4 separate regions of the Homo sapiens genome follow, and regions 1, 2 and 3 are each linked to region 4. A link is an interaction called in ENCODE POLR2A ChIA-PET data of the cell type or tissue named here. Cell type or tissue: CD4-positive, alpha-beta T cell. All regions are shown on one strand.

The links. ChIA-PET counts read pairs that join two places held together with the same protein. Peaks named below come from ENCODE experiments on the same cell type or tissue, not always from the same donor. Only the 100,000 strongest peaks of a DNase experiment are listed, where the experiment ranks them.
Region 1: POLR2A ChIA-PET joins it to region 4 with 10 read pairs; 6 of 35 experiments call an interaction of 5 or more read pairs at or near these places.
Region 2: POLR2A ChIA-PET joins it to region 4 with 48 read pairs; 10 of 35 experiments call an interaction of 5 or more read pairs at or near these places.
Region 3: POLR2A ChIA-PET joins it to region 4 with 26 read pairs; 7 of 35 experiments call an interaction of 5 or more read pairs at or near these places.

The regions. Positions count from the first base shown.
Region 1 is chr11:128,481,178-128,486,177 of GRCh38, reverse strand. ETS1 (ETS proto-oncogene 1, transcription factor) reads left to right here. Exons shown (of 10, transcript NM_001143820.2): 6 at 32-109; 7 at 1,107-1,355. Among named protein-coding and RNA genes, the nearest start is that of MIR6090, 39 kb to the left of the region's middle. RefSeq lists enhancers at 2,631-2,700, 3,071-3,120, 3,301-3,380. In CD4-positive, alpha-beta T cell, no CTCF peak of the experiment used is centred here; DNase peaks (open chromatin) are centred at 2,547, 3,247 and 3,597; H3K4me3 peaks cover 2,275 bases; H3K27ac peaks cover 5,000 bases.
Region 2 is chr11:128,461,052-128,466,051 of GRCh38, reverse strand. ETS1 (ETS proto-oncogene 1, transcription factor) reads left to right here. Exons shown (of 10, transcript NM_001143820.2): 9 at 2,425-2,543; 10 at 3,476-5,000. The coding sequence ends at 3,691. Among named protein-coding and RNA genes, the nearest start is that of MIR6090, 59 kb to the left of the region's middle. In CD4-positive, alpha-beta T cell, no CTCF peak of the experiment used is centred here; DNase peaks (open chromatin) are centred at 271, 941 and 2,971; H3K4me3 peaks cover 1,485 bases; H3K27ac peaks cover 4,238 bases.
Region 3 is chr11:128,501,809-128,506,808 of GRCh38, reverse strand. The region is part of intron 3 of ETS1 (ETS proto-oncogene 1, transcription factor); the gene reads left to right. Among named protein-coding and RNA genes, the nearest start is that of MIR6090, 18 kb to the left of the region's middle. RefSeq lists a silencer at 2,961-3,255 and an enhancer at 2,961-3,255. In CD4-positive, alpha-beta T cell, no CTCF peak of the experiment used is centred here; DNase peaks (open chromatin) are centred at 388, 878, 2,138, 2,938 and 2 weaker places; H3K4me3 peaks cover 4,938 bases; H3K27ac peaks cover 5,000 bases.
Region 4 is chr11:128,322,447-128,327,446 of GRCh38, reverse strand. The region is part of intron 1 of LOC124902787 (a long non-coding RNA gene); the gene reads left to right. Among named protein-coding and RNA genes, the nearest start is that of LINC02098, 120 kb to the right of the region's middle. RefSeq lists an enhancer at 2,089-3,223. In CD4-positive, alpha-beta T cell, CTCF peaks have their summits at 3,472, 3,673 and 3,873; DNase peaks (open chromatin) are centred at 2,616 and 3,866; H3K4me3 peaks cover 474 bases; H3K27ac peaks cover 4,906 bases.

The DNA.
Region 1 (5,000 bases), 160 kb before region 4:
TCTTTGTTCCTTCCCTATCTGTTCATTACAGAGGATGTGAAACCATATCAAGTTAATGGAGTCAACCCAGCCTATCCAGAATCCCGCTATACCTCGGATTACTTCATTAGTAAGTTCATTTCTACCCCTCTTCTCTCATGATAATAGCAAACTAGGAAAAGACCCCTATCTCAGTGAATCTCAGGCTCCTTCATGGTAATTCTATCAAAAATAATATCTTCTTAGATGTAGACTCTTCTTTGTTACTTTATTTTATTATTTTCCACAAAGCACAAAGTTTCAACCTATATATATGTTTCATTAACCTACCAAGTTCCTACACACTAGGATCCTTCTCTGATGTCTTCACCTGAAAGTCATGCAGAGAGACTGCAACTAGACCCCTAAACTTTTGTTCCTATTTGATACTGTGCACTACGATGGCCAAAAGAGGGTTGGGTTAGGGATTTGATCTTGGTCTTTGTTCTTTCCTTTTTACTAGTGGAGATAACAGCATTTCCTCCAAAATCCTTCTTTAAGAGTGTGCTATGCAGCTTCAAATTCTATTATAGGAAATACAGTCTTCTCCTTTTTCGTGTAAGATACCCAACCATACTGAAGAGATGGCCTGAGGGAAACAATGAATGTAGGCCTGTTGCACTAATGTAAGCTCTGAGATATAGGACCATCTTATCTGATGGCTGTGCTTTTACAGGGAATATGAAACAGGTTTTATTTTTTTCGTTTTATCTTTTTACGTTATTACAATTTTTATTCCAGTGACACAATGATATTAACTACTCTGTGTCAAGAGCTTATTGTGTGGGGAATGTTGGTGGGCATTTGACCTCTATCCTCATTTCATCTTCATCACAGTGCTCCGGGAAAAATCGCAATCACCCCCATTTTAGAGATGAGGATATGAAGTCAGGAAATCAATTACCTTGTCAAGGGCTAAAGCTGTTTAGTAGTGGACAAGGTTAAAAATGCAAGCTTTTCTGATTTAAAGTATTTTCCCTTATTCTCTAAGGAGCTTGTCCCACATCATAGGGCCCTGTAGATGGTGAAAACTGCTTATTTTAGGTACAAATCTCTCCTCTCTTTACTTGCAAACCCTTTGTTTCCAGGCTATGGTATTGAGCATGCCCAGTGTGTTCCACCATCGGAGTTCTCAGAGCCCAGCTTCATCACAGAGTCCTATCAGACGCTCCATCCCATCAGCTCGGAAGAGCTCCTCTCCCTCAAGTATGAGAATGACTACCCCTCGGTCATTCTCCGAGACCCTCTCCAGACAGACACCTTGCAGAATGACTACTTTGCTATCAAACAAGAAGTCGTCACCCCAGACAACATGTGCATGGGGAGGACCAGTCGTGGTAGGTCATATTTCTTCTCTAAAAGCTCTTGGGTTTACAAGAATTACCTGACTTTGTGAGTTTTTTTCAGGTTCCATTTTTTTTTTCTTATTTATTAGACCTGTAGATTCCTCAGTTTCAGCCTTCCCATCTTAGAGTGTCCAGATACTAAGAACTTTCCATCGTGGTGTTTTAGCCAAGTCCATTATTATGACAAAGGCCATGGGGTCCACAGTGAAATCAAAATCAGGCAATCTAAGAAATTAAATATCTTACTTGGGCAAAATGTTTTACTCAATAACTCTAGTTGAATTTGGTCATTTTGAAAGGTATGCTCTATTTTCCTTGAGGAGGACATAATCAAGTAAAAATGGTTCAAGTGGCCACCCTGGAAAACCCTTAAGCTTAGCATGTGTCCTGGTGCTCCTCCCAGAGGACTCCTGGGTCTGACTGTAGATCCTAGCTGGGTACCTGGAATGACCTCTGCTGGCCAGCCTGGGATCTTTAGCCTCCTGTGACTTTTTCGGTTTGGGAAGATACAAGATGGTTAACCAACGGTTTATTTGGAACCAGTCATCAGCAGTGTGGTGAAGTGTGTATTTAGCTAGAGGACCAGGGACGGAGGTGGCCAGGGGTTTCCAAAAGAAGGTAGTTTTGTTAACGTGACTATTATAATAGTGATAAAATATTCACTGTCAGGGAAGAAAGTGTTTAAAAATAGAGCTGGGTGACATAAAGCAAAAAAGGTAAAATGCACCCAATTTTTAGGAACAGGACATAAACACTCAGAGGTACAGCCTACCTAGTAAAGTGTCCAGATTGTTTTGTTTCTGAGAAAAATGCAATCTATTGTAAGAAAGGGTTTGTCTATTTAGCAAGAGCTAGATGATTTCTAAAAAGGTGAAAAACCTGACTTTTCTGGTGGGTAAATGGGAAAGAATTATAAATGGGAAGAGGAACAGGAGAAAGCTGATCAAGCGGGGCTTGGGTCAGATGTCAGGCTGGGGCTGGCCTATTAGTGATTTCTGCTCAATGACTGACCATATGCGGTGCCTATTGTGAGGCTCTTGGAGGAGAGCCCAATGGTACCTTTACTTTGAAGAATCATGGGTCATGCCCATTGTCGTCTTCTTCGAGTATTCAGACTCACACTTCCTCCTAGCAGGCCTAGGGATCACCAACAAGCCCTGCAGAGGGAAAGTCCCTGCAAAATCAGAACCCCTAATCTTCCTTCTTAAGGCCCCAGGGTGTTAGTGTTTCAGACCGAAGGGGATGGGTGGGACCAGTCGGCCTTCCCCTTTCTGGCTCTTTTTTATTTTTGGGTGCATGTCTATTTAAATACATACACACAAGTGTGTGTACATGTGTTTCTTTTTTATCAGGCGAGTCAAAGCATTAAAACGACTTTCTTCCTTGTGGGACTTTCTGTACATCTACACAGTGAGGCCAAGCCTGTGGGTTTGGGCTCAGCCATGTTGTAACTTTGGGTCGATCTCCTGTCACATTGTTTTGAAATTGCATCTGGCTTTGCATTTGTGTAATTGTCTCTTTCCCTCTCCTTTTCTTCATTCTTGGTTTTGGTCCCTACCACCCCTCCAACCCCAAACTAATGACTGTGGACCAAAAGTGACCCTTACAAGGAGACATGAGGTATTTCTTTCTGGCTCCACTCTTCTTCCCTCCCTCCAAGTTCAGGCCACAGAAACTTGAGGGGAAGACCATTTTGTGCAGGGCTGTTTTCTGCATGTTAGAAGTGCTGCAAACAGGGCCTATGCAAAGGGCCAATTGATTCTGAGATGCTGTGATTGGTCTAGACCGAAAGCATTACTGTTAGCTGATTGTTATTTATACTAACCATAGTACAGTATTCACGGGCTGCATTACAGCGTACAGAGTGCTTCTATGCCCCACTTATTTGGGCCCTAAGGACTGTCTTTGTACGAGTCTACTCAGTGGGTGGCTGGGTGCTGCCGCATCTTCTGTTTTGAGTGCTCTGAGGTCTGTTTGGTGGACTCAGATAGCTTTGGAAGGAGCTCGCCGAGGCCCTTCTCAGAAAGGCTGGCTAGTGGACAGTTTAGAGAACACAGGTTTCCCTACATGAGCGCAGCAGCATAACTGAGTATCTAATCCAGTTGGATTCTACCCATTTTTGGAGAAAATACCCGTAAATGAAGGTTCCCAGCACCAGGGTTGTGAAATCGAGCTAAAATGAAAGCTGCCTACCGCTGTAAACCACAACTCTCAACAGGGTTGCATTTGCCTCATGTTTGGGGGGTTGCCAGAGACTGGTTCTGGCTTGGTTTAGTCCCCTTGCTTAGTGGGACTCCTTGGAAACTCTACTATCTTGCTTGTGAAAATTCTGATGTCCTTTTTCTCCAAGTATAAAATTGGCTGATAGAAATGGAATCATTTCAGAGAGACTTTAGCATAAATACTATCGACTTGGTGCGGTGTTGATGAAAATATAAATTCTCCTTCTTAGGCTTTTGGTATGTTTGTCTCAAAGAGAAAATAAGTGACCATGAAGATCAGTAGCTGGTATGAACAAATACCTTTTTATGAGACGCCACAGAATTTCCTGTTCTGCTAAAACAAGGCTTTGACATTCTGGTTGTAGGCTGTTTTCTTAAATCATTTAGTGTGAATTTCTTGAAAGAAAATTAAATGATCTCTAAAAAGGTGAAAAAGATGACTTTTCTGGTGGGTAAATGGGAAAGAATTTTTAAGAATTATAAAGAAATATATATTCATTTTTAGTAAGAATGAAGAGGTGCCCTTTTGCTAGTGGACTGGGTGGGCAGGGCTGATAACTCCATGAAGCTCTTCAGTTTGCTTTCCAGAGATTACCCTCCTCTGAATGGATGAGTGGAGGAAGGAATGAGATGAAACGGATGACACCACCTTTCTGTTTAAAGCAGTTCCAGAGGGGGTCAGGATGTAGAGAAAACCCACAGCAGTGGATTTTACAAAAAGTACACACTCAACCGAATACATTTTATCCGGATCTTTAAACAATGTTGGGAGCAACATATTTTCCTATATATTTAATTTAGGTTTGGGCATCTGTTCATGTTTGATGTTTATTGTTTTAACCAATCTCCGCTGTCATGGAGGGAAAAATACACTGGAGGCACACTAATATGAAGTTGTATAAGTCAGCCTTATTCTGGGATTTGAAATTTATAGATCAACCACCCCTGAACAATTAAGAGTTGACTTACGGATATTTCTCCGTAAACATTTGTCACATCCCTTTGCCTTTTGGCCTGTGCTGAATTGAGGTGACCATCTAGTCTCCTATGATTTAACTTAGGTTACTTGAAAAGTATCTGAAAGTTGCATATAAAAACCATTCCTGCGAGCCTTTTTCGCTCTTAGATTCATTTGTTTTCCTCCAAAACTATTTTTTTTTTTTTTTTGCTAGCCTCCTTTTTAGTGGCATTTTTGCCAATGGAAATTTCTCCAGGAGCTATTGTGCAATCATAGCAGCTGTTTATAACCTGGTTTGGGAAATTAATGAACTTGCATGATCTTGTGGTCAGTTAAGAATGCCTTAAGCAACTCACACAGTAAAGGATTTCTGACACTGCTGTGGACCTTAACTCTTTAATAAACCTTTTAAATATTGCCTACACTTTTCCAATGAAGTTTAAATTTCAAGTACAT
Region 2 (5,000 bases), 140 kb before region 4:
AGGTCCCCTTATCCCTTGGAACATTGCACTCAGTCAGGCAGTTTAGATGCCAGGCCTTTGGCCTGGTCCTGTCCAGGGGCAACGTAGCATTGAGATGAAGAACCTGGGGATGGGCTGCATGGGTTCCAGTCCCGGCTACTCCACTGCTGATCTAAATGGCCTTGCAGTGTGTCAGTTTTCTCTGCTGTGAAGTGGTAGAAACAAATAGCACAACAGTTGCATCCACCCCACAGAATTATTGGGAGGAATGAAGGAAACGAGTGTAGAGCGTCACTCACAGTGTCTGCGGCGTAGTAGGTGCACCGTCAAGCATAGCACTCATTAGTTTTTCTCTGTCAGGGTCTAAGGCAACCCCCTCTCCTCCGAGGCTTCTTTTACATAGCTTTGGGATAGAATGGTTTTCTTCATGTCTCTCTTCAGTCTCTATAGTTATCGTGAGTTTCTCCAAGAAACCTATTCTGTGACCAGGGCTCTGGCAGCTGCATTTCTTGAGAGCGATTTGCTGTTTTACTTCTTTGTGCCTGTTAGGATGGCTTCTCAGTGGATTCCTCTGAGAATGTCACGGTTAGTTTTGTGAGCCCAGGCAGAAAACAAGTAGCTCATGACTTTAGGCAACTCCCAAGAAACCTGCAAATGTCCCTGAGTTGAATACGAAACGGTTTTTATTGAATGAAAGTAGAAACAGAGGAAGCTACGGCTTTACCAGTGCGGCCCTCTGGGCTGTTGTTCGAATGTTACTTTATTTTATAGGCATTCACTGAGCCATTTTATTGTGGAATACATGTAAGGTATTTCTTGCAAGATAGTTTTAAAGAGCTAATGGTCCATTCTCAGAAAGAGGAGGTAGAGCTATTTCATGTTTTCATATTTAGCGTGGCAAGTGCTGAGAGGAGCCTTGGAAACCACCATTAGGAAGTTGTTACTGGAGGAGGACTTCCTTTGGCTGTGGGATGATAGCTCGTGTCAGTAGCTGTTTCTTTACTTCATTGGAGGTTGCCCTGGTCCTTTGAGTCTAAAGGCCTGGGTACTAGACCCAGAACCACCATTTCGCTAACCGTGGCTCAGAGCAAAGTCACAGTACTTTGCTGAGCACTTTTTCTGCACCATTAGAAAGGAAGCCGTAAGACCACTTGTGCCTCTCCTTACAGCAGAGGGTTGGGTGTGGATTTTAGGAGCAAGCACAACGATGCATGTGAAAATGTCTTGTAGAAATATGAGATACAACAAGACATTACCCTTATGGATTATGAAGGCAATTTCTTTTTTAGATTGAGAGGGAACTTAAAGTTTGTTTCCTGTTAAATCTCAGTTTACTTTGGATCAGACAAATTTGCAACTCCGGTGAAAAATTAGAGCCTTAGTGAGCAAAGCTTTCCTGTAGGAGCTGGTGCTTCCTGGGCTGTATCCAGAGACATGGACTGGGTCTTTCCCAGTCCCGCTCTGCCCAGTTTGTTTATGTTATAAGGGGCAGTGTAACAAGAAGCATGGACTTTTGAACCCCTATTTGTCTCTCCACCGACACCTATAAATTAAGAATCACTGGTGGCATTGTCATTTCAGATGAGAAAAGTATCCTCAAAGGAAATCGGTGTGATATAAACCTTTTAGCATAGAATAAATTGACTGTCAGAGTGTTGATGGCTAAGACAGAGAAGTGTGTGTGTGTGTGTGTGTGTGTGTGTGTGTGTGTGTGTGTCTAATTTAGAATATACTGAACCTATGCAGAATTTCTGACAGTCCTCATCTGACCCCTGAGGATTTTCTGGGTGGCACGTTAATTCCTCAAATAGTAATGATGCTTTTTTTTTTTTTTCCTTTGGGTGCTTTCCTGTAAGTGGACTGGAAGGGCAGGGTGGTGGCAGTGGAGAGAAATATTATGACTGAACAGATATTTAACATCTATTTCCTTGTAAGAGGGCCGGAGGATAGTGATCCTTCTTACTCACAAATCAGGGGCCACAGGCTCCCTACTACAGAGCAGTGCTTATGAGCCATAACTTGTGTTTGGAACTGGCAAAGACATTCATTCCTTCGTTAATATGTTTCTTACTTCTGAAGGCAAAAATAATGACTTAGTTTTTGCAGGTGTAAAAGATTATGCTGCCTTAGAATATCCCAGAGGATAGGCACAGTGTTCTCTTTCTAGAATTTGTTTAGCAATAAAAATGAACCGATCCTTAAGTTAATCAAAATAAAGCACTTGACACATTTTCTTCCATGCTTTTGTTTTATAGGGAGGCCTTTGTCTTTTCTATCTGTTCGAGCTCATAACACTTCCTCCGACATGTGCACTGTCTGTTGCCTTCATTTTCTCCTGGCTGGATGGGCTGAGAGAAGAGGGATGTGGGAGTGCCGTGTGTGGGGATTAGCTGCGTAGAGTGCTGAATATCTGGTGTAATGATTCACAATGGCTTGTGTTTCTAGGCAGTGGACCAATCCAGCTATGGCAGTTTCTTCTGGAATTACTCACTGATAAATCCTGTCAGTCTTTTATCAGCTGGACAGGAGATGGCTGGGAATTCAAACTTTCTGACCCAGATGAGGTAAGGAAGGAGGGGCTTGCGAGTACTGTGTTGAGGAAGGATGAGAGAAAACTCCTGGAAGGGGTGGCGTGGGCCTGAATGACGTGTTCCAGGATTGGGATTCCCAGCTCTGCCACTTGCCACCCGGAGCAAGCTAGGTAGCCTGTCTGAGCTCCAGGTTCATTATTTGGAAAATAGAGAAAAGATCTATGTTACCCCATTTGTCTTACAGGATTAGCTGATAGAAGGCATTAACGTGCCTGGCAGTAGGTCAGTTATCACCCATAGAGCTGCCTCCTGTGACTTAGCCTCTTCCTAGCCCGGTGGCTCTGTGAGTGTGAAAGGGGCCAGACAGTTCAAGAGGCCTTGGGAGATTGGCTCATTAGTTTCTTATTTCATTACACACATGTTTATGGAGTAGTGGTTCCGTGCCATGCCCAATTCTGAGGATAAAAAACAATGAACAGGAGAGACAACATCTTTGTTCTGGCAGACATGAGAAAATATTTGTGCCCTGGTATGGAAAAAAAACACTTCCTGTTGATGAAAGGCAGGTATGATTGCAGCTCAGCTCCTCCGCTTCACACTTCCCTGTTAGATTTCATGCTTGCAAAGCAAGGAGATTTTACTAATAATATGCGGAAAGAGGAGAATGTATAGTGTGGCTTTTTGTTTGTTTTTTAAAGTCACATATTTAATCCTAGTTCAGGGTCACTGTGTTTTCATCAACTTAAAGAATCATTGTGACTCCCATCCTTGCCCAACCCATGAAAAATGGAATTCAGGAGATAGGCCCGAAAAATATTTTCTATATCTACATGAATCTCAAATCATCTTACTTGAGCATCATGGGTCACCATGAATGGGTATAGCATAGGCATAGAAACATATATATTTGGCCTGTCTTGTAGATTTTTGCCTACTCCTCCTTTATTTTTCTTTTTAAATTTCAGGTGGCCAGGAGATGGGGAAAGAGGAAAAACAAACCTAAGATGAATTATGAGAAACTGAGCCGTGGCCTACGCTACTATTACGACAAAAACATCATCCACAAGACAGCGGGGAAACGCTACGTGTACCGCTTTGTGTGTGACCTGCAGAGCCTGCTGGGGTACACCCCTGAGGAGCTGCACGCCATGCTGGACGTCAAGCCAGATGCCGACGAGTGATGGCACTGAAGGGGCTGGGGAAACCCTGCTGAGACCTTCCAAGGACAGCCGTGTTGGTTGGACTCTGAATTTTGAATTGTTATTCTATTTTTTATTTTCCAGAACTCATTTTTTACCTTCAGGGGTGGGAGCTAAGTCAGTTGCAGCTGTAATCAATTGTGCGCAGTTGGGAAAGGAAAGCCAGGACTTGTGGGGTGGGTGGGACCAGAAATTCTTGAGCAAATTTTCAGGAGAGGGAGAAGGGCCTTCTCAGAAGCTTGAAGGCTCTGGCTTAACAGAGAAAGAGACTAATGTGTCCAATCATTTTTAAAAATCATCCATGAAAAAGTGTCTTGAGTTGTGGACCCATTAGCAAGTGACATTGTCACATCAGAACTCATGAAACTGATGTAAGGCAATTAATTTGCTTCTGTTTTTAGGTCTGGGAGGGCAAAAAAGAGGTGGGTGGGATGAAACATGTTTTGGGGGGGGATGCACTGAAAATCTGAGAACTATTTACCTATCACTCTAGTTTTGAAGCAAAGATGGACTTCAGTGGGGAGGGGCCAAAACCGTTGTTGTGTTAAAATTTATTTTATTAAATTTTGTGCCAGTATTTTTTTTCTTAAAAATCGTCTTAAGCTCTAAGGTGGTCTCAGTATTGCAATATCATGTAAGTTTGTTTTTATTTGCCGGCTGAGGATTCTGTCACAATGAAAGAAAACTGTTTATATAGACCCCATTGGAAAAGCAAAACGCTCTCACTGAGATCAGGGATCCCAAATTCATGGGACTTATATAAGAAGGACAATTAATGCTGATTTGGGTACAGGGGAATTATGTGTGTGAATGTCATCTACAATTAAAAAAAATTAGCACATCCCTTTACTTACTTGTTATCAGTGGATTCTCGGGGTTTGGACTTAATGTTGAGCTAAGAAGCATTAAGTCTTTGAACTGAATGTATTTTGCATCCCTGGTTTTGGACGACAGTAAACGTAGGAGCACTGTTGAAGTCCTGGAAGGGAGATCGAAGGAGGAAGATTGACTTGGTTCTTTCTTAGTCCTATATCTGTAGCATAGATGACTTGGAATAAAAGCTGTATGCATGGGCATTACCCCTCAGGTCCTAAGAAATAAGTCCTGAATGCATGTCGTTCCAAACTAACACTCTGTAATTTTTCTTTTATGTCTTATTTTCCAAGAGTCCTCCATTTTTTGCACCCCCTCACCGCCAACTCTGTTATTCAGTAGAGAGAAGTGTACGGCTTTCTGATTGGTGAGTGAAAAAGTAACTTGAGACACGACCTAAGTTGAAGAGTTTAGACTT
Region 3 (5,000 bases), 180 kb before region 4:
TCCCAGAAATTGCAGTTACCAGGTGTCTGCCTCTGGAAATGGCCCGTGCCCAGCCTCTCCCACGGTCGGTCTCCCAGTGAGCATCGCGGGGCTTCCATCTCACAAGGATTTCCAGGTGGCGGAGGTGGCTGTGGGAGATCTCATCCTCTCGTCTTCCCTTTCAGTAATGCCACCAACTGCCAGGGGCGCCATCCTGGACACCTTGCCCGCCTTCTGTCCCTCACGCCCTACACCCAGGACATCTTACGTGCACTCCTTCCTACCCCCTCCCCTAGTGCTTCTGGACCCCGCTAGTTCACTCACTCTGCATTGCAAAACCTTCCGCTTCAGCCGTGATCCCAGCACTCATCGTCTGTTGTGAGCATATAGCTATTGCTTCTGTACTTAGGCGGTGTTTGCTTCTCCCACTAGAGGGAAACTCTGCCTGAGGGATCTATCACCAAGGTATTCATTGTTGGGCTCATAGCAGTGGGCCAGTAGCTCTTTCTCTCTCTAACATTTACTTTTTTTTAAATTGAGATATAATTGATATAACATAAAATTTACCATCTTAAAGTGTACATGTCAGTGCATTCCAGTACATTCACAGAGTTGTGCCATCATCATCAACGTCTAATTCCAGAATGTTTTCATCACTCCCAAAAGAAGCCCCATGCTCATGAGCAGTCAGTAGCTCTTTCTGAAAAAAAGAATGCTGTCCAGCTGGGATGTGAGGAGAAGGGCTCGTATTCCTGATCTGGAGCTTGGAGCACACACCTGGGGGAGCGCTGCATCTCCCCAATCTCAAGGGACTTTTTCAGTCCCTCCTTCCTCACCACTCAAGCCCAGGGTTTATTCTGAGGGCTCATTGGTTAGGCTCCACTGTGTAGTGAGCTAGTGTCGTCTGGACAGAGATAATGAGCGCTTTCACCAGCTGCATGCAGACAGTTCAGTCCGGGGAGCTTGGGGCTGTGGTGGCTGCAATTTCCTAATGGCTTCCTGATGAGGCAGAGCCATTTATTAGCAGCGGATGAGGGCTGCACATCCCAGTCTCTCCCTTTCTCACCTACCCAGGCAGATGGAGAGTGGCTTAAGCTCCCTCCGCCTTTTGCATTGATCACTTTTTGTCTGCTCGCCACCCATTGGTTGGTCTCGCCCATTGATCTGGAGATTGGGTCTGCCTGGCGACTTACCACCCTCTTGGGCTTGCTACTGGGAGAGGCGTCTGAGGCTGTCTGCCCTGGGTCCGTGTGGGCGAGACTCTGGGGCAGCAGCAGGAACAATAGAATGCTGAAGATTGGGTGTTTGGGGCCATTAAAGAGAAGCCCATTGGGAAGGAGAAGAAAAAAATCTGTGGGGTCTAGAAGAGATCACAATGAGGTGGATCTTTCCTGGAACCCTTAGGTCTCTGCATTCCGACTGCATTTGCCTTCACAACTAGAGCTGCTTGTGTTACTTCAGGCCATGGCCTTTCTGGGGGTCAACAGATAGCTTCATTAATTAGATAGATCAGATTCAACTTACTGGCCAGTGCCCCTGATATTAAGTTCTGGCTTTGTCAGTGGGGTTTGTTGTATTCCCTCAACCCTATCACCATGGCTCAGTGACCCTATTTGGAATACCAGCAGGACTAGAAGGGTAGTGGTGTAAAACCTTTAAATGATATGAGGCACTCTGCCTTTCAGTGCTTTTTAGATAAAGGTTCATAGATCACTGAAGTTAACTGCAGTCTTCACTCTTTCTGGATTGACAGGAATAGCACCCTCAAATTTCAGAGCCATCAGACACCATGGTATCATGCTATCGGAGTTGACTGTTGAAAGTTGCTTAATATCCCTGGTATGCAACAAGGATCTTTGCTAGGAGGAAGCTTTTCCACCTTAGAGTCTGACCATTGGTATTCCAGACTTATAACCTGAAATAGGAGTGGATAGCATCATGAATCTGTAAAATCCCATCATATTTATTAGATCTTTGGATGGCTCATTCCTCTGTGATTCTTAATAACTTGGGGAGGAGTAGTGTTTATCCAGAATGATGAACCAGGACTTGATAGTAGTGAAGATATAGGAGAAAGCCTCTCCCTCCCAGTCCACTGTTGTAAGTAAACAGCAATGATGTAGAGGAAAAAAAAATCCTGAGAGGGAGCCAGAGTTCTAGAATTAGTAACCAGTGACTTAAGGCAAGTTGATGTCACCTTGAGCTTCATTTTACCCACCAGTAAAAGAAAAGGTTTGAACTAGATGACATCGAAAGCGTCTTCTAATTCTGTATTCCAGGAATAGTGTAAGACCCCTGACCAGTGGCAGAGCTTGGCTCCTCCTTCTCTCCACTTTTCATCCATTTTATAACTATGTCTGGTTGCAAGGAAAGAGAACATCCCTCCAAGGAGTTGTTAAAGTTTTATAGCAAATTCTGTAAATTCCTCTTTTCTGCTTTTTGGTCCTGGATAAGGCTTTATGCATCCTATAGCTATAGTGAGGGCGGGATAGAGGGACAGAGGCAGGGAAATGTGTGAACACACCAGGAGAGGACTCGGGCTGATAGTTATTGCTCCAGGCCATAAAAAAGGCCAAAGCCAAAGAGATATAGAGGCCAAAATTATAGATTAGGTAGGTCTACACAAACCTTGGAGTAGGCTCGTATGATAGGTTTAGCAGTGAGCGTAATGGTTTAGGGAGCATAAGCATGCTCCCTTCAAAGCTTATCTCTCTAGGCCCCTCCTTTTTAGTGCAGGAAACTTGAGCTGGGTCCCCACAATTATTGCCTAAATCCCCGAAGTCTCAGGATTTCTGACTCCTCATTAGGGACATATATTTAGATTTACTGCACTGTGTGGGGCCTGAATTCCATTAGATGTGCCATGTTGGGGCGGCACCATCGGTTTTTGGTGTGTTTAGCTGGCGTGCTGGTATTTTTTGGAGCCTGTGATAGGCAGAGGGACGGCCATCTCATGTGCTTACCAACATGCTCAGGGTGGGGATTTCTGCATCTTCTCTGATGTCAGCCTTGCTTTAGGGTAAGAATGTGTGTCTCTCTGCCTTCTCCTGACTCCTACCATGTGGTTCCCATGTGGCTCTTGTGAATTACACTGGGATGATTCAGCAGGGCCCTTAGAGAAGGGAATAATTAGTCTGTTGGGAGCAGGGGATAGGGGAGGAGTCAAGGAAGCAGTGTTTGAATGAAGTACCGTACCAGGTCAGGTGACCTATAGATCACTCACTTAGATCTTCACAGTTTGGTCTATTTTAGGTGGTCCAATGTTTCATCTGAATTTCAGTCTCCACCATTTGCATAGCATGAAAGATGTACTAGTATGTTTGCTTGTTATGGGCTTGTGCACATTATCTGTTGTCCTGGTAGTTCAAGTTTATGAGCGCACCCTCCAGATGGTCTGGACCCTGAGCATCTTGACACACTTATGAAGTTGATGAAGAGCATGTGGGGCTGGGGAAGGAACGTGATGCATCCCTTTTAACCATTTCTTGGCTCCTAGGGTTCGTTGGCCCTAGCAGTATCCAGCATGTGCCTGCTCTGTGCTTAAAATTTTAAGTTATAAAACATTTAACTGTTTGCTACTAGTTCCCTCCCAATGGGTTGACATTATCTGGGATGTTGTCTGTAAAATATTTTAAGCTATTTAAAGGAAAAAGAGAAAAAAAATCTTATTTAGATTTGTATATCTCCTTACATGTTGGTTTTCCAGGAACAAGGTGGGAAGTTAGTGACAGGAACTTGAGGCATGAGTGGAAATCTGAAGTTACTGCTCAGGGGATCTCTTTGTTGAGCCCTGAATTTCTTGCCTCTGGGAGATTCCAGCTTTGCACGTGGGATTCTTAAGGCTATAAGGTTGGACTGGATCCAGAGGGTGCAGTTGCTTACTGTTGGTTGCGCATTAATGCTAAGGGCTGTCGGTGGAAACTCACAATGAAGGCATGCAGGAGGAGATGCCTGCAGGGGCTCACGGCCTGTGCCTCCCTCCCTGTTCCTTCCTCCCCAGCCCAGGCTCTCCTCATGTTCAGTTTGGTGTCTGTCACAGGCTAATCTACTGGTGGCTCTTTTTAGTAAGGCTGTAGGAGGATTAAGGATACAAGTAACACAGTTTGGGAAGGATTAAAATTGAGTATCTCTCCAAAGCCATGTTAGAGCAAAAGATGAAATTCCAGAAAATAGAGATACCATCAAAAAGGGGCTGAAATAAAGGGAAGAAGAGATTGTCCCTGAGATGTAATGCATACATATCTGTGAATTTCAGCTCTTGGCCTCTTTATTTGTCTCCAAAGAAATGAGGAGGGAACTTTCCCAGGGAAAAGCTCCTTTATAGTGCTCCTAAACATGTATAATTAACAGACCTAATAAGACTGTTGTTTCAGAAACCATAGAGTTGACCTCCATCGATTGGTTATTTTTTCCTTGGCGTTCCCACCTTCCTGCAACCTCTGTACAGAGAGGCCTTAATTGCTTTGGGCTGGGCAGAGCAGCAGTTACTTTTCTCATCTCTCCCTTCTCAGCAGTGGCTGTATTTTAGCAGAAGGCAAGCAAGCTTAAGAGAACCTCTAGGCTAAGAAGCAACTATACGAAGAAAAAAGAAGCCCATTTCTAAGCAGGCAGCCTTCTTGGTGACCTCATCTTCCTCCCAACTTGGGTCCAGTTGGAGCTGTGCATACAGGGCAGACTTCCAGTTCCTCCTGTCTGGGACTAACAGTGGCAGATATAAATAGACCAAGACTTTGTCTGTAGCCATTGTTCTCTAACTGCCCATTGTTTCTAGAAGCAAAGCAATGCTGTGGCTGCAGCTCTCTTTCTCTCTCTCTCTCTCTCTCCACCCCACCCCCTTTCTCTGTCTTTCTTTATTTCACTGTACAGGGGTCTGAATTCCAGCTCAACCATTTGTACTATCAGCCACCTTTCACTTGCCAGATGCTTAGAAACTCGAGGGGAGAACTGGCTCCACAAGTGGGAGACCAACTGAATATTGTAACCTCATATTTTGATTCCAGTAATGCTTTTGTCTGAGTCTT
Region 4 (5,000 bases):
ACACATCAATTACTTCCCTGACAGCCTGAAGGCAGTGGAGAAAGGGCTTTGTCTATGCCTAGAATATTACCTCCTTTCATCGTTCATCCCAGCTTCGATGTTCTTCATGATGTGAAGGTGGAGGAAATCAAGGTGCTTTCTTCATATCTGAGTATGGAAATTCCATTTCTGTGAAGTTTGAAAATGATTGGGTAGAAGTGAACTCCTAATGTGAAAAGGAAAGAATAACCCTTGCATTAGCATGCCCTTGGTAACTTGAGTCTCTTCAGTGAACCTCACCAACGTTCATCAGGACAGAGGGAATTATCAGCCTATTGAGTGGAAAGGTTAAATGAGTTTTATCATCTTCTCAGTAAGATGACAATTCTGGTGTCAGGTTTCATTTTGGTGATGAGTATCACTGTGGGGAGGGACAGCAGCATGCCCACGGCCTCTGGGGCCGCCTGCCTGAGGGGCAGCCGGGCAGAAGGACGTTGAGAGGGAAGGTGATGAGTTGGGGAGGGAGGCAGAAGGCACATTGTGCTCTCTGCTCCAGAGGGATGGTCTCTGCTCGCATGAGAGTGTCTGTGAGTTGCGTTGAGTTTCAGAACAACCTCTGCCAAATACATTTATGTCAATACAAATTTATATCATCCAACACAACACTACCATGAGTCAAGCCAATATGGAGTTCAGAACTCTTTTGTAAAAAAAATTAAATTTGTTTTCTAATTGCTTTTGTAAGGGAAGGGATGATTAAGGCTTCATATAACCAGACTCCATAGCTGATATGCAATAAATTTATGTTGAGTGAAAGAATACTAATTGAACATAATATTGTAGAATTTGATTTCTTCCTTAAGACCTTGCTACTCCAACTGTGCTCTGTAGATCACTAGCATCCCATTATCTGCAAAATTGATACAAAAAAATGTGAAATCCCAGGGTCCACTCCAGACAGATTGAATCAGAATCTGCATTTTATTAACAACAAATTCCACAGATAATTACACATCCATTAAAGCTTCAGAAGCACTGCTGTAAAATGCAATGCCCATAGTTGGATGGTTTCCACCAGGTGAATAGTAATATCTTTCGTGTTTGTTAAGCTTAATTATATTTTTTTTAAAAAGCTCAGATCTGGATAACTGGAAGAAGTATATAGCACAAAGCCTATTCATATTTTTTCTAGAAAAAATGTAGGTTTTAGAATAATTTCGTGATAAATCTCTCATTTCTACTTTTATTTGTTGTTGTTTTTGTTTTGTTTTGTTTTTTTGAGACGGAGTTTTGCTCTTGTTGCCCAGGCTGGAGTGCAATGGCACACTCTCGGCTCACTGCAACCTCCACCTCTTTGGTTCAAGCGTTTCTCCTGCCTCAGCCTCCTGAGAGTAGCTGGGATTACAGGCATGCGCCACCACGCCTGGCTAATTTTGTATTTTTAGTAGAGACAGGGTTTCTTCATGTTGGTCAGGCTGGTCTCAAACTCCCAACCTCAGGTGATCCACCCACCTCAGCCTCCCAAAGTGCTGGCATTACAGGCATGAGCCACCGCGCCTGGCCTTATTTCTACTTTTAAATACTACTATTTATCTATCAGCGTGCCTGAGTCCCTTAAAAGGTTTTGAGCTCTTGGAAAGTAAAGATCATATATCAATAATTCCTGTATATCCCTACAATTTTACATGGAATAACTACTTTTAAAATGCGTATTGAATAGACAATCAAACTTCTAGGTAAAAACAGATATTCTGTCTCATAAACACTGAACACTCTCTTCAAAACACAAATCATAATTCATAATTATATATTTCAGTGTCTGTTTCCTTAATGTCTTCTTCTACTAGATAATAAATTATATGAGAACAAGTCAAGGTTTGTCTCATTCACTCTTGTATTGCATTTGCCAAATTGAAGAATGTGTAACGGTAAGTTCAGGTGTTTCTAATGCTTAACTTAGCCAAATCAACAGGTGCTTTCTCCTTTGAGAAAAATCTTATTTACTTTATACAAGAATAATTATAACAATTGTCAGTTTCTGCCTGCTTCACTGCTTAGCAGATTGAAAATATCTATTACCTCCAAAAGGGGCCTAATTTGGACTTCCCTTGCTCCATCTACCTTCTCCCTCAGAAGGAAATTGTTTTCAATTCTCCATAGTAGAAACTCTCAGTTTCAAGCTCCAAGAACTATCAGTTGTTTTTTTTTCTCACTCTCAGAAGTGCCTTCCTCAAAGAAAGTCATACAGTGCCCACCCATCTGCAGCAGAGCCTCAGTCCCCCAACTTTTCTGCCACCCAACAAATAAGTGTAGCGCCCATCTGTCTGCAGCAGAGCCTCAGTCCCGCAACCTTTCTACCCCAAAACAAATAATGCATCTCCCCTTTTGTTTTTTGTTGGCACACAGCACGTCCTCCTGCCCGGGGCTTTGGTTCACACTGCTCTGGTGTGTGTGCATGAGTATATGTTGCTCTGTGTTTTGTGGTGTTTCTTTAGCAGCCTCTACCATTCTGTGGGTGTTTTCTCGATCCGAAGTGGAACCACTGAGTCTATGACACCCGCTGCTGTTTGTGCAATTCTCTGCAAAAATGGCTTCAAGTGTTACCTTGCCTGCTCCACTTCGGGGCAACCACAATGATGAACAGGCACGAACTTCTTGACGCATGCACTTCACCTCCCTGACAGGGCCCGATAAGATCAAATAGCAGGGCTGCAAGTGGTCTGACAGGCTCGTTGTGCCATGTTCAGAGAGCAGAGGTGGGTGAGCTGAAGGCCCCTGCCACACTCCTGCCACGGGGGCTTGCTTGGGCTGCAGTTAGCCCCGGGAGGGGCTGACCTCAGAGGTGGGAGGCACAGTTGAGTTTCCAGAAGAGTCGATGGGTGCATTTCAGGGGTAGAAATCAGCCTAGAAAACTTTCCTTTCTAGGGCCTAGGTTTCTTCCTTTATCTTGTCACTGTGGTTGTTTATTTCCCTCCTTGGTTATTTCTTCCCCACAAATCACTATAATAAGAACAATTTCACACGGAGTGAGCATTCACATGGAGTCAGGTTCTTTGCCAAGTCCTGTACATGTTTCCTCTAAGCCACCTCTCTGCTCTGAAAACAGTTCCCTCTCTCTGCTTCTGAGCTCATGAGGGGAGTCACTCAGGTGTCAGCATCCAAACCACAGGGAGAACTCGTTGACCGACCCCACGGCCTGGTTCGGGGGGCGGTGCATGTGGTGATATCTCTGATAGGCATTTCATGTTTTCATCTTTCATGTAATAAGGATTCCTTGTGACTCAAAGGAGAAAAGAAACCCTCGACTGGGACGGATTAGCTAGTAATCGTGTTGTGAGCAGGGATTATTAGGATCTAATCTTTATTGCAAAAGTCATATTCAGTGAACTCTGAATGGCCTGATGGTTCAACACTCACTATCAGGAGCCTGAGAACACGCAGCATGAGGATCCTGTGGAAATCATTTGTATATGGGGGCTGCTATAAGATCTAGTGTTGGTCTAGTGGCAAGGAAAAGAAAACTGACTGGATCCAGGATATGCAACAAGTCAGTGGCACAACTAGCAACGAAAGAAAGGTGCCGGGGCAAGGGAATTATTTTTTCCATAACTCTATAAAAGACACCTATTCACAAGAAGACACTACTCATTTCATTTCTTTCCAGAAAGGTGCTGAAAGGCAAAAATTACCAAGGGGCAAGCCGAGAAAGCTCTAATAGAGAAATGTCATTATGCTCCAGGTTCCTTAACTTTTAATGAAATGTTGCTGGTTCTGTTTCACAGGTAGAGAATTGAAGCCTCTCAGAGGTTAAGGAGCTTGCTCAAGGTCACTCAGCAAATAAGTTGTGGAGTTGCAAGGGGAAATGCTGCCAGTTCTGACAGTCTCATCCACACTGCCTCCTCCTGTCTGAAATGCAAAACAGGCAGATGAGGCTCCAGCTCAGATTCATGAAAGCTCATAACCGGCCTTAGTGTCTCTGGCTGTCCATATTCCCAGCCTGTGAACTGAGCCCTCTTTCCTGGAGCCTGTTTGGGCTGGGAAGCTGTAGTCATTGCTTGGCCTTTCTCCTTAACCACAGATGGTTGGCCCAATATAAACTGCTTATTGTTTTTGTTTTTGTTTGCTTTCATCTCCAGAGTCAGGGAAATGAGTGCTCCTGACATTACCTTGTCAGTAACTATGAAAGCACCCTCTGCCCATCTTCAAGTTCCAAGGAAATCCGACAACCATTATAGCAGCCTTAGTGGCAGCAAGAATAAAATCAAGAGTCCACAAACCAGGCAGAAGGATCATCCAGTTCCCAAAGTCAGTCAAAGCAGCAGGAGGAATGACAAAGTTCTGGCAGGCCTGTGGGACTGCTTACAAGATTTTGATACCCCAGAGCCCAGGAAGGTGAATTTAGGGATGCTTAAGGAAGCTGCTGTGCCTAGACAACCCTGGCTCATGCGGGAAGGGCAATTCTGGCAGAAGGGAGCCCTCTCATCTCAATCTGTCTGTGTTGCCCCCTTTTTTCCCACCCTGCTTTGGGCTCTCTGTGTCAGCTCTCAGTTGACCTGCTTCCCTTCTTCTAGTCTGGCTGGAGCTGCTAACTCAGTGCTGCTCAGAGTGGCTTTGGGGCACTGGTTATCCCTGTTGGAACAACAGCTTTCAGACTTTATTAAGTACCTAAGCTTCCAACCCTGAGCAGCAAGCATACCATCTCCAAACTTCAGCATCCCGGCTTCCAAAGCTCCAAAGACTAGACCAGCCCACTCAAGGTCATGCCATCCTCCAGGGAACTGTTTGCTTGGCCAGAAATCACGAGTGAGGAGAAAAATGAGAAGAGAGCGTGGGGGCATCAGCAAGCCCCCACATTCTTGTCTTCTTCTAAACACCAAACTTGTTGCTGTCACAGTTTCCTTTTCTTCAATAAAGAATAAGACAGGAGCCACTTACATACACATCAGAAAACAGAGTCACCTCACGGTCTCTCAGAGGCCACCAGTGCCTCTCTCCTCCCAACACTCCTCTCTTTTAGAGGT